Linked DNA regions of Mus musculus: region 1 is linked to region 2. Evidence: chromatin loops called from intact Hi-C (ENCODE). Cell type or tissue: left cerebral cortex. All regions are shown on one strand. Links, peaks and the distances in the headings refer to the core of each region. The heading gives the core; the rest is flanking DNA.

Region 1 (5,370 bases), core at 220-5,219, 320 kb after region 2:
CCCACATATGTAAAAAGTATAAAATAATTTTTAAAAAGAAAGTTGTCCTCTGATACCCCACCACCACCATGTACTATGGCACATGGGTGCAACACACACATACACACACACACTTAAAATTTTAAAAGAAAGATGAGTCTTCCAACATCAATTAATGTCATCAAGATAATCTGTCGCAGGCATGCTCAGAAGCACATCTTCTGTCAACATAAGGATTAACACACTGAGCGTGGTGGCGCACGCCTTTAATCCCAGCACTCGGGAGGCAGAGGCAGGAGGATTTCTGAGTTTGAGGCCAGCCTGGTCTACAGAGTGAGTTCCAGGACAGCCAGGGCTACACAGAGAGACCCTGTCTCAGGGGGGGAGGGGGGGTGCGGGGGCGGGGGATGGGGAAACAAACAAAAAAAAAAACCCTCTCTCTGTTTTGTTTAAAACCTAACTGGCTGTAATTAGTGTTTCACAGTTGGGGAGCTTCCCATCTATGAGGTAGGAAGTGCTCCGCTGGTGGGGGGGCTGCCCGCCTGCCTGCAATCCAGCATTTATAGAAGATGAGAAGTACTGGGATTTCAAGGCCAGCCAGGATTCTCTCAGAAGAACAAGAACACGAGAGAGAGAGAGAGAGAGAGAGAGAGAGAGAGAGAGAGAGAGAGAGAGAGACAGAGACAGAGACAGAGACCAGATTCCACTGTGCAGTGAGAGGAAGGTTTGGTTGTTTGTTTTTTGGTTTTTTACTTCTTTTCTTTTTTTTTTTTTTTAAGATTCATTTATTGATTATATGTAAGTACACTGTAGCTGTCCTCAGACACCCCAGAAGAGGGAGTCAGATCTCGTTACGGATGGTTGTGAGCCACCATGTGGTTGCTGGGATTTGAACTCTGGACCTTCGGAAGAGCAGTTGGGTGCTCTTACCCACTGAGCCATCTCGCCAGCCCTACTTATTTTCAAGACAAGGTTTCTCTGTGTAGCCCTGGCTGTCCTGAAACTCACTTTGTGGACCAGGTTGGCCTCGAACTCAGAGGTGTGCAAGCCTCTGCCTCAGGCCTGTGCCACCCTGCCTTTAAAACGAGTCATTTCAAAGCTAGCACAGCCGAATAGCATCTCCTCCCGTTCGTTGCCGTATTTTGATCTGGCCTCATTGGGAGCTCCTTTTCCTACCCAGGTCCCTAGCATGCTTCTGCCAGTTGGGAGGGTGGGGATCCTGATGCAGCAGCTCGGGACAGACAATGACTCCCATATATTTTACTGGAGATTAAATCTGACTTCAAGTCCCCACAAGCCAGGATTTGTGCTTAAAAGAGTCCCAGGGTGGGCTGTGGAGATGGCTCAGCGATGAACAGCTAGGCTCACAACCAAAAAAGAGTCCCATGGCTTCCTCATTTCCTGAGTCTCAGGCATAGCCTCTGGTCCTCCATCTTTTTGAGAGGCCCCAGGCAGTGAGTGGCTATACCACCAGCTTGCCGGTCTGCATCATCCTCACAGCTAGGAAAGACTCCCCTCTCACCAGAGCTGGGGCACTCAGGGGCATTCCAGCTTCTCATCTTTGTGAAGTGAGGCCTTGGTTCGATAATAAAAACCTCTTAAGGGACTCTCAGGTCCCCAGGATGTGTCCCTGTGTGCCCTCTCTGTCTTGAGGCCACGTGCAGGAAAGTAAGACTCAGCTTCCTTCTAAATAAGGTCATTTCGCCCTCTGTTTCTGCAGCGTTATATATACTACTCTCAAGTCTTCCAGTCTCCCATGATGCTTTGAAAAGGAAATGTTGATGGCTGCCAAGTGTCCCAGGGTCTGAGTTGATCATTATTTATTTACGTAGCCAATCCTGTTCTCTTGGGGCACTCAGGGATGCGGCTAGATTCCTCAATGGCTGATTTGAGCAGCTGTTCCCCCGACCTGAGAGCCTATCTGGAGATTAAGACACAAGCTGTTCAGTTTACTTCTCTTCCCAGGGAAGACCTTGTAACGGTGCCATGTGAGTGGGTGGTGCCGGGGGAGGGGGGAACAGCAAAGCACAGCTATGAAAGGGTTGAGATGACACAGCTGCTAAAACCACTCTCTGCCAAGCCGGGCTACCAGAACTCCGTCCCCAGGACTCACGTGGTGGAAGAAAACAACTGCTGTAAGTTTAACTCTGACCTCCGTTTTTTTGGGGGTGGGGGGTGGGAGGAAGTCTCACTGTGTTATCTAGGATAGCCTCGAACTCATAGAGATCTGTCTGCCTATGCCTCCTGAGTACTGGGATTAAAGATGTATACCACCATACATGGCCATCTTACCTGGTTCTTGAAGCTGGAAGTCCCGTGGGGGAACCAGCATGGCTGGTTCTGGTGAAGGGGTCTCTCTCTCTCTCTCTCTCTCTCTCTCTCTCTCTCTCTCAGGGGCAGGCAGCTGACTATATACAATGTCCTCACATTGGGAAGAAATAGGGCACTACTCTGGTGTCTTTTCCTCTTTTCAGTGATGCCCCCTTGTTGGGACTCCACCTTCATCTATTCCCAACTACTCCCCAAAGCCTAAAGCCATGGCCTGGGGGTCAGGCTTCAACCCTGAACCGAGGACAAAGAGCTCAGTCTGTGACAATGACCACCAGGCAGCCTGAGGCTTCTGGGGCTGCTGAAAGGCCTATCCTGGTGCTGAGCAGGTTAGTGACCAGTAGGGGGCGTGTCAGGACGACCAGCTGCTCTCTTCTCTGGGGAATTGAGCAACAACTACCATAGAGATGGGGTTTCCTCAATTGAATCTAGGCTGACCCTGGGATGGAGTTTTGGTTTTTGGTGTTGTTTTTTGTTTGATTGGTTTAGTTTTTCAAGACAGGGTTCCTGTGTGTACCTCTGGCTGTCCTGGAACTCGCTCTGCTCTGTAGAGTGGGCTGGTATCTAACTCATAGATCCCTCCTACCTCTGGTGGGATTAAAGGAGCGTGTCACCACCGCCCGGCAAGATGGAGTTTTGTTAATGGGATGTCAGGGAGGGTCATCATCTGGGTCATGTGTCCCCTTGTTCCTTGTCGAAGGGGAAGGGAGGATGGTAGGACTACATTCAGACAGCTACTCACTGGGTCCCTGGGAGCCTACTTCTCTGCTCCCGGAGACCAAAAAAAAAAAAAGGAAGGAAGGAAGAAAGAAAAGAAGTGGCATGCACATGCCCTGAAACCCTGTCTTGTATCATGGACCCTCGTGCTGCAGTTTATCCTTGGCCTTCTCTGATAAGACTCCTGTTTCCAAATTACTTTATTACAAAGAGGTAAGAGGACAGTGGGTGGGGAGATAGGGAACTTGGCTCGGTTGGTAAAGAGTTTGCTTGATCACACTAAGCCCTGGAGTCAATCCCCAGCCAAACATAACATGGGTGTGTGTGGTGATGCCGGCTTTTAATCGCAGCACTTGGGATGTGGAGGTAGGAGGATCAGAGTTCAAAACCATCCTCAGTTACATAGGTCACTGTTGACTCCTCCCCTCCCCACCCACACTCGGAGGAGGAGGAGGAGGAGGAGGAGGAAGAGTGGGAGAGGGGAAGGAGGAAGAGGAGGAGGAGAAGGAGAAGGAGGAGGGGAAGGAAAAGAAGAAAAGAAGAAGGAGGAGGAGGAGGAGGAAGAGGAAGGAAGAAGAAGAAGAAAGACACAGACACCTACAGAACTAATTACTTACTGTTGAGTAGAAAGCCTTACACCCCTTGAAAAATCTATATAGATTTTGGCCTAAGAATAAAGGCAAATGGTTTGCTTTTTCTATAGGAAAGTTAGTTTTTATTCCAAAAGCAATGGAGAGCCACAGATTTATTAGGGAGTGGGGTGGAGGAGCTCAGGCTGGCTGATGTGTGCAGGGATTGCAAAGTTCACACCTGCTTAAGTGTCACAGTTAGCATCTGAATCCCCATGGGATGCTCCCATCAGTATGGGATACTCCCATCAGTATGGGATGCTCCCATCAGTATGAGATGCTCCTCCCATCAGTATGGCATGCTGCCATCAGTATGGGATGCTCCCATCCATATGGGATGCTCCTCCCATCAGTATGGTATGCTGCCATCAGTTTGGGATACTCCCATCAGTATGAGATGCTCCTCCCATCAATAAGTGCTGGAGGTCTGAGACAAGGGGAGATGACTGTGGACGGCTCTCACTAAGGAGCCCTTGGTAGCCCTAGTCAGACACTTGTGAACGGGCGAACAGATTGGAAGGAGCCCTTGTTGCTTTGATTTTTTTCAAAACCTACTTTTCATGATGGTTCTTAAATGCTTCAGCGTCCCCTCTAGCCCACCACCCACCTGAGGCAGTGGAAAAGGAAGGTTACTAGGATACGGGGGAAGTGGACCTGTTTAGAAATGGTTCTCTGCAGCGATTTCAATCTCCAGCTGACTTTCCAAAGAAAATTGAAGTTTCCACTTCAAGCTCTTACCATATACTTCTGATATTAAGATATTCCATTTTGGCTGTGACCGGAAGCAATGGACCCAGTCGATTTTGGATTAAAACTGGCAAAACCAGGAACTTAAATACATCATTTCCCCTTTCATATTTCCTCAGGTATGTGTCATAGTATAAGATCATATGTGTTGGGGGCCAGAAATCGCCTCACAAGCCACACAAACACCAATCTCAGTCAGACAGGGATAGTTTATTGAGCAGGTGCCCCAGGACTGGGTGACGAGGGTCATGGTCCAGATTCAGGTTGCCAAGGTCATGAATGTGTTTTGTAAGTCCCTTCCTTGCATAAGATATGTATCAGCAATTGGTGATTCCGTGCAAGACACTGAAGCTTCACCCTTTTATGGTGGTCCCTGGTGTCTGGCCCTTGAATAACACTGAGAGAATAGGAAGACTGAAGAGGGTACCTGCCATGTGCTACTTAAAGAGCAGGAAGGGAAAAGGCCTAGCGAAACAGGTTATGAGGTGAGGCCAGAGAGCTTATCGGCCCTTCCTGATTAGGTCTAGTGTAATCAACCTTGGGGCTCACAATCTGAGTCCAAGTCAGGTCTGGCCACCTTCTTCAATATGTTAATTAAAATTGCAACTTGGGCACGGGAGGGATGGCTCAGCAGTTAAGAGCACTGGCTGCTGTTCCTGAAGACCCAGCAGCCCACAACTGACTCCAAACTACAGTTCCAGAGAATCTGACACCCTCTTCTGGCCTTTGCAGGCACTGTGTATGCACGGTGCACAGACACAGAAAGACTCAATGTTCAGGCAGATTTCTGAGTTCGAGTCCAGCCTGGTCTACACAGCGAGTTCCAGGACAGCCAGGGCTACACAGAGAAACCCTGACTCGAAAAGCCAAATTAAATTAAATTAAATTAAATTAAATTAAAATTAAAATTAAAAGTCGAACTGAAAACAGAAAGCAGAAAAGGGAGATTTATTAAACCTAGCAACATCGG
Region 2 (5,370 bases), core at 291-5,290:
AGCTGGCAGAGCCGTTTGTGTTTATTTTTCTAGAACAGCAACACAGCTGCCCAGATGTCGGGGTTCTTTGGTTTTGTCAGTACTGCTTCTGGGCCCAGCGAGGGGGCAGCTTGCAAGCTGAAGCCCCGGTTGTTGTCCCTGGCATGCAGGATATTCAGGGATCTGGGATAAACAAAGGCCTTCTCAGTAGGAGCTGCAGCCCTGGGCAGCAGACTGCAGTTGCTCGGGGAAGTTCCTCAGTCTCCGGCCACACCCTGGACTTGAAAAGCTCTTGGTTCCTATGAACTAGACCAGATGGAGTGGGCCGTCCTGGGCTATGCTTATTAGCCTGGTGAGGCTTCAGACCAGTGTGCTGGGGAGCTGCAGAGGAGAGCGGAGGGTTTCTGAGAAGGCAAAGAACTTCAGACTCTCAGAGCTGCAGCCTCATCGCAGCAAGGGCCCCGACAGCCAGGCAAACCCCAATTGACCAATATGCCTCTGTCCCCCTCACCCATAGTCAGCATGCCACCCTGTACCCTCTGTATAGTTGGCCTGAAACTTGATGTGGACCAGACTGGCCTGGAACTCACAGAGACCTACCTCTTCCCACCCCGATGTGCTGGGACTAAAGATGGACGAACGCTACCACAGCCGCCCCATCGGCGCTCTTTCAGCCCCCTACCCACTCCGCCCACTCCACCACCCTTGCCAGGGAACGGCTGCTGATTCGAGTCTTCATTAGCTGCACACTTGTCGTCTGGTCACCAGAGCACCTAGAACTGTGTTCTCTAAATGTAGAGCGATTCAGGAGCAAAGCAGGTCCTTGTAAGAAGTAGATTGGTTCCGGAGGAAAGCCTCGGGCCCTGGGCAGCTGGCTAGGTAGGACCCCAGTCCTCCTAAGTGAGGCTTGATGAGGCACAGCATGGCTCTGTGGAACGTTTGGGCTCTGAGTTCATCTTCAGAACCTCCTTCCTTTCGGCGAGGTGAGAGTCCTAACCCCAGTGGCTTTTCTTCCTTCTTGGCAGCATCTGTATATCTGAAGACGTGTGCGAGTGGCGGGGGCCTGACCTACAGTGGAGGTGTCTCAGACTCTCCGGGAGGCAGTAGAAAGTTCTAGGATAGCAGCTGGAAGAGGGGACACCAGCGTCACCGGCTATAGCCACCCTCAGCCGGTCTACCTTAACAGACATTAGCTAGAAGCTGGCCAGCCTGCCCGCCATCTTGTCTCAGATACAGGTTGGATTAAGGGACACAGAAGGCTTTGCTTCCAAGCAGATTATTACATCAGGACACCCCGCCTCTCCATGCTTCCCTGCTTCCCTCTGCTGGGACGCCGTGTCTCATGCATGCATGCCCTGGCCTTCCTCTGCTCCCCCTCCTCCTGCCAGACCTGCAGATCTGCCTTTCTAATAGTCTGCAGGACTGGAGGCTACTCTCAGATGCTGGCAGTCCGCCAAGCCTGTGCATTTGTGCATCCCACCACGGCCCCGATGTCTGTCCCAAGCCTAGGAGAAGAAAAGGAAGGTCCGAGTCCCTGAGTCCCTGGGGCCCAGCATGTGAATGGTATCCGCTTTTGCTCTGATCAGCACACACTGGGGTGGGGGGAGGCCACAGTGGCGCAGAGGAAGCCCTCCCAGGCAAACAGCTGGACTGTTGACGCAGACAGGCAGACAGCTCTGGGCTGGCTTAACCTGGCCTGCAGAGGGAATGTCATCTGGAAGATGGAAGGGCATGGCAGAGGGATTAGTTTCTCTCTGGCTGTCTCAGTTCCATCTGTGCCCACCCCCCCCATTAAAGACCAAGGCGTAAGAAACCACAGGAGTTCATAGAAAGTATAAGATGTGCTGGGGTGAGAACATGACGTCACTGCGTGGGGGTGCCTCCAGGATGCACTCAGGCCACTACAAGAACATTGTAGCTTGTTGGCCTCTCTGACAGCAGGTCTTTTTCTTTTTCCATTTCTTTCTTTCTTTCTGTTTTGTGTTTGGTTTGGTTTGGTTGTTTTGGGGGGTTGGATTTTTGTTGTTGTTATTGTTGTTGTTATTGTTGTTGTTGTTTTGAGACAGGGTTGCTTTGTGTATTTCTGGCTGTCCCGGAACTCTCTTGGTAAACCTGGCTGGCCTCAAACTCACCTACCTCTGCCTCCTGAGTGCTGGGACTCCAGAGGCACGTGACACTACCTTCTGGCTTTTTTTATTTTATTTTATTTTTTCATCTACCGATTGAGCTTTGTTGAAAATTAATGGAGAGCTGAGGATGCAGTTCTAGGACGAATGCTTGCCTGCCATGTACAAGGCCCTGAGTTCAATCCCCAGCTACACACACACACACACACACACACATACACACAGAGGAAAGGGGGTACTGCTAAGCACTTGAGAGGGACTGCCCCCCCCCCCCCCCCCCCCCCCCCCCGGTCATCAATAAACAGTATTCACTGTCCCCACAGGAGCAGCCTTCTCCTTTAAATACAGCCCTGGGCAGCTGAGGGGAAGCCAGTACAAGAAGATGATGACCAAAGAAGAACTGGAGGAGGAACACAGGTAGGTCGGCTTCTGCAGCACTAATGTAAGGGTCAAGCAGGGGTGGGCCTCCTGCAAGCCCCGCAGCCCCGCCCACTACTCCCTCTTCCCTTTTTTCTGGGGGTGGGGGGCGGGGCGTCCTTTCTCGTCCTGGGAATATTCAGCCAGCTTCAACCAAAAGAAGAAGCTACCCCGGGAGGCAGGCAGCACGGAGGGAGGGAGGGAGGGCGCGAGAGGAGAGGAGAGTCCATTTCTTGTATTCTCTCTGCCCGAAGCCTCCCCAACTTGGAAAACAATGAGTGAGATGCCAGGAAAGGGCCCGGAGCAGCCTCACTGCTCACTTATGCGTAGAGTCCCTGACAAAACCAATTTGTCACTTGAGGACAGAGCGGGATTCTTGGTGCTCATCCATCTGGCAGCCTCCCTCCTCCGGCCCCCACCCTCCCTCACCCACGGTGTCATTCTCTATCTGTTCCGCTCGCTCTGCGCAGCGCTGCTCAGCTCTCTGCGCAGCTCCGGTCTGCGCAGCTCTGCACAGCTCCACTCTGCGCCGCTCTGCACAGCTCTAGGAAGCTGTATGGCTTCTGGAATCAGGACATCTCCCCTCAACCGCCAGAGCCCCCAGGACTTCCCCCTCAACGTTTTACCCGGACTGCACGGGTGGCTGAAGGGTGCTCAGAAGCAGTAGGATGGCCAAGGTGGCCATAACCCACTGTACCCCCAACCCCATGTGCACCTGCTGTCCCGCCCCGCCCCCCAGCAGTGTGAGCAGAGCCCTTGCGTTATAGAGAAGCCCTTCTCAGAGGGTCTGGTGGGGACTAGACCGATTCATGAGCTGACCCACAGCTCAGCCCACCTCCCTAGGCTGCTTCCAGGGCCACCAGTATCCCTCCAGTATCACAACAACCCTGTGTGCAAGATCCTGTCTCCCTATCAAGATGCTGAGTGTAACCTCTGGGTGCAGAGGGATGTCGGTGTACACAGACGGGAAGAAGCCCTTGCTATGGGAGCCCCTGACTCTTTGTATGAGGACATTGCCTCTCGTTGTGACCCCGTTTGCCACCTTTATATTTCAGGATTGAGCTGACCTCTGACCTCACCTCCCTGTAGCGAGTCCCCTAGTCCCGGGCCACAAATGTTCTTGCAAACCCTTGTGGTAAGGAGGTTGGTTTCGTAGACTAGCAGTGCTTTCCTTACATTGTCTGCTGTGTGTCCCCCAGCGCCACTGACGTGGTCTAAACCCCTCCTCCAACGCCTCCATAACCAATGAATGCATTTCGTCTCCTCTGAACCCATCTTGTTCTTCCTGTGCACGAGGACTCCCAGACACATAAAGAACCTTTCCCAGGGTTCCCCAAGGTCTGCTGGTATAGGTGCTAGTATGATTAAGTGGGGACCATCCTCCCTGAGCCCCGGGCTGCTATGGGGATGTGCATACATCTTGTGAGGTGCCCGATGTGGCTTTGTCTCACCCAGAGGAGAGGCAGTTGGCTGTACAATGCAGGACAGAAACCCCGAGAAGGCCTGCACTCCCTCCCATGGTGCAGGGCTGTTGATCTTCAGAGCTGGGCCTGCAGACCAAGGCTAGGGCCTCCTGTGGTCCACCCCATGCTGGTGTTAATCCAGAGGGCAGACAGGGTCATTTTTCTGAGGCTGTTTTGGAACTCCAGCGTCAGAGCTGAGGTGTTGCCACAGATCCAGCCCTGGCTGGAGAGGAGAGAGAGGGCAGGACACCCTGCCATCCTAAAGACCCCTGGGGATGGGAGCTTGGCAGCACCATGGCCCCATTCTATCCACTCAGGTTAATGCACTGTAGGCCTTGAGGGGCTGTCATACAGGAAAGCAGTTAGATCTCGAGTTTGGGGTCTGCCACTGTCCCCTGTCAGAGCTGAGGCCAAGAAATGAAAAGGCAAAGTCGCTTCTATGTCATTTACAAAGACAGCAGACTCCCCACTGCCTGAGGACCTTCTTCTCCAAGTCTTTGGGAGTCTCTAGACCACCCATGACTCGCTCTGCTGTTGACACTCAAGGCTGTTCTGTGAGCTGCAGAGTGTGCCAAGGAGCTGCTCCGAGTGAAGAAGGAGTCCCTGACTCGCCCTCTGCACAGAGAAGTCCTCACTGTGTGCAGGAGGGACTGGTTGAGGTCCCAGCAGGGCCTGAGTTCATTTCATTCCATTGCCCCAACCCAGCATGCTTCCTGTGGCTCTCCCACGCCCATCTCACCTGACATCTGCTTGCTCCCTCCCAGCCCTGCACGCAGGCCCAGCCGGAGGGGCATCCCCTGACCACACCTCTGTGCCACATCTGATGCTGGGGGTTGCAGAGGCTGCTCAGGTTGGCTTCACCCTTCTGTCTCTGGCTTTTAGAAAAACGATAGCTACATGACAGATCTGGACCCAACGGGATTTGGGGAACGGCTCTAGAACTGTCCCCTGAAAAATAGCACCAGTGTATTTGCTAGCTCAGAGAACAAAGGTGCCTGCTGCCAACCCTGCTCAGGCCTGCCGCCCTGAGTCTGAGCCTCAGACTAGTTCGATAAAAGGGGAGAACCAAGTGGTATGGATTGTCCCCCAAGTTCCACATGCACACAAAACAAATACAAATGTAATTGATAATAATAATAATAATGAAACCGTTCATCTACATTACCATCAAACTAATGAACCACTCTCTCAAGCTGGCAGGCTGCCCGTCAGACCTGTCCCTACCAGCACAATGCCTCTTTCTGCTTCTAGGCTGATAAACAGGCAAGCAAGCACCTTGTTAGCAGGTAAATGGTGCACTCTCTCCCTCTCACTTTGAATCATTAGCTGGGCCACCGCAGCTGCGCCTAGGGCCCAGCTCTGCGGCAGCGCTCTGCTCTGTTCTC

Evidence for each region. A loop is a pair of places that touch in the nucleus more often than their neighbours do. Peaks named below come from ENCODE experiments on the same cell type or tissue, not always from the same donor. Only the 100,000 strongest peaks of a DNase experiment are listed, where the experiment ranks them.
Region 1: it touches region 2 in a loop (2.4-fold over the local background); 4 of 42 quality-filtered maps call a loop at or near these places.

Annotation. Positions count from the first base shown.
Region 1 is chr11:116,491,286-116,496,655 of GRCm38, reverse strand. It overlaps a transcript of Prpsap1 not described here. Among named protein-coding and RNA genes, the nearest start is that of Prpsap1, 3.6 kb to the right of the region's middle. In left cerebral cortex, for the core only: a CTCF peak has its summit at 2,650 (motif pointing right); DNase peaks (open chromatin) are centred at 1,946 and 2,663; H3K27ac peaks cover 833 bases.
Region 2 is chr11:116,809,075-116,814,444 of GRCm38, reverse strand. It overlaps Mxra7 (matrix-remodelling associated 7), which reads left to right. Exons shown (of 4, transcript NM_026280.3): 3 at 2,429-2,522. Among named protein-coding and RNA genes, the nearest start is that of Mxra7, 16 kb to the left of the region's middle. In left cerebral cortex, for the core only: a CTCF peak has its summit at 2,986; DNase peaks (open chromatin) are centred at 2,943 and 3,542; H3K4me3 peaks cover 983 bases; H3K27ac peaks cover 1,452 bases.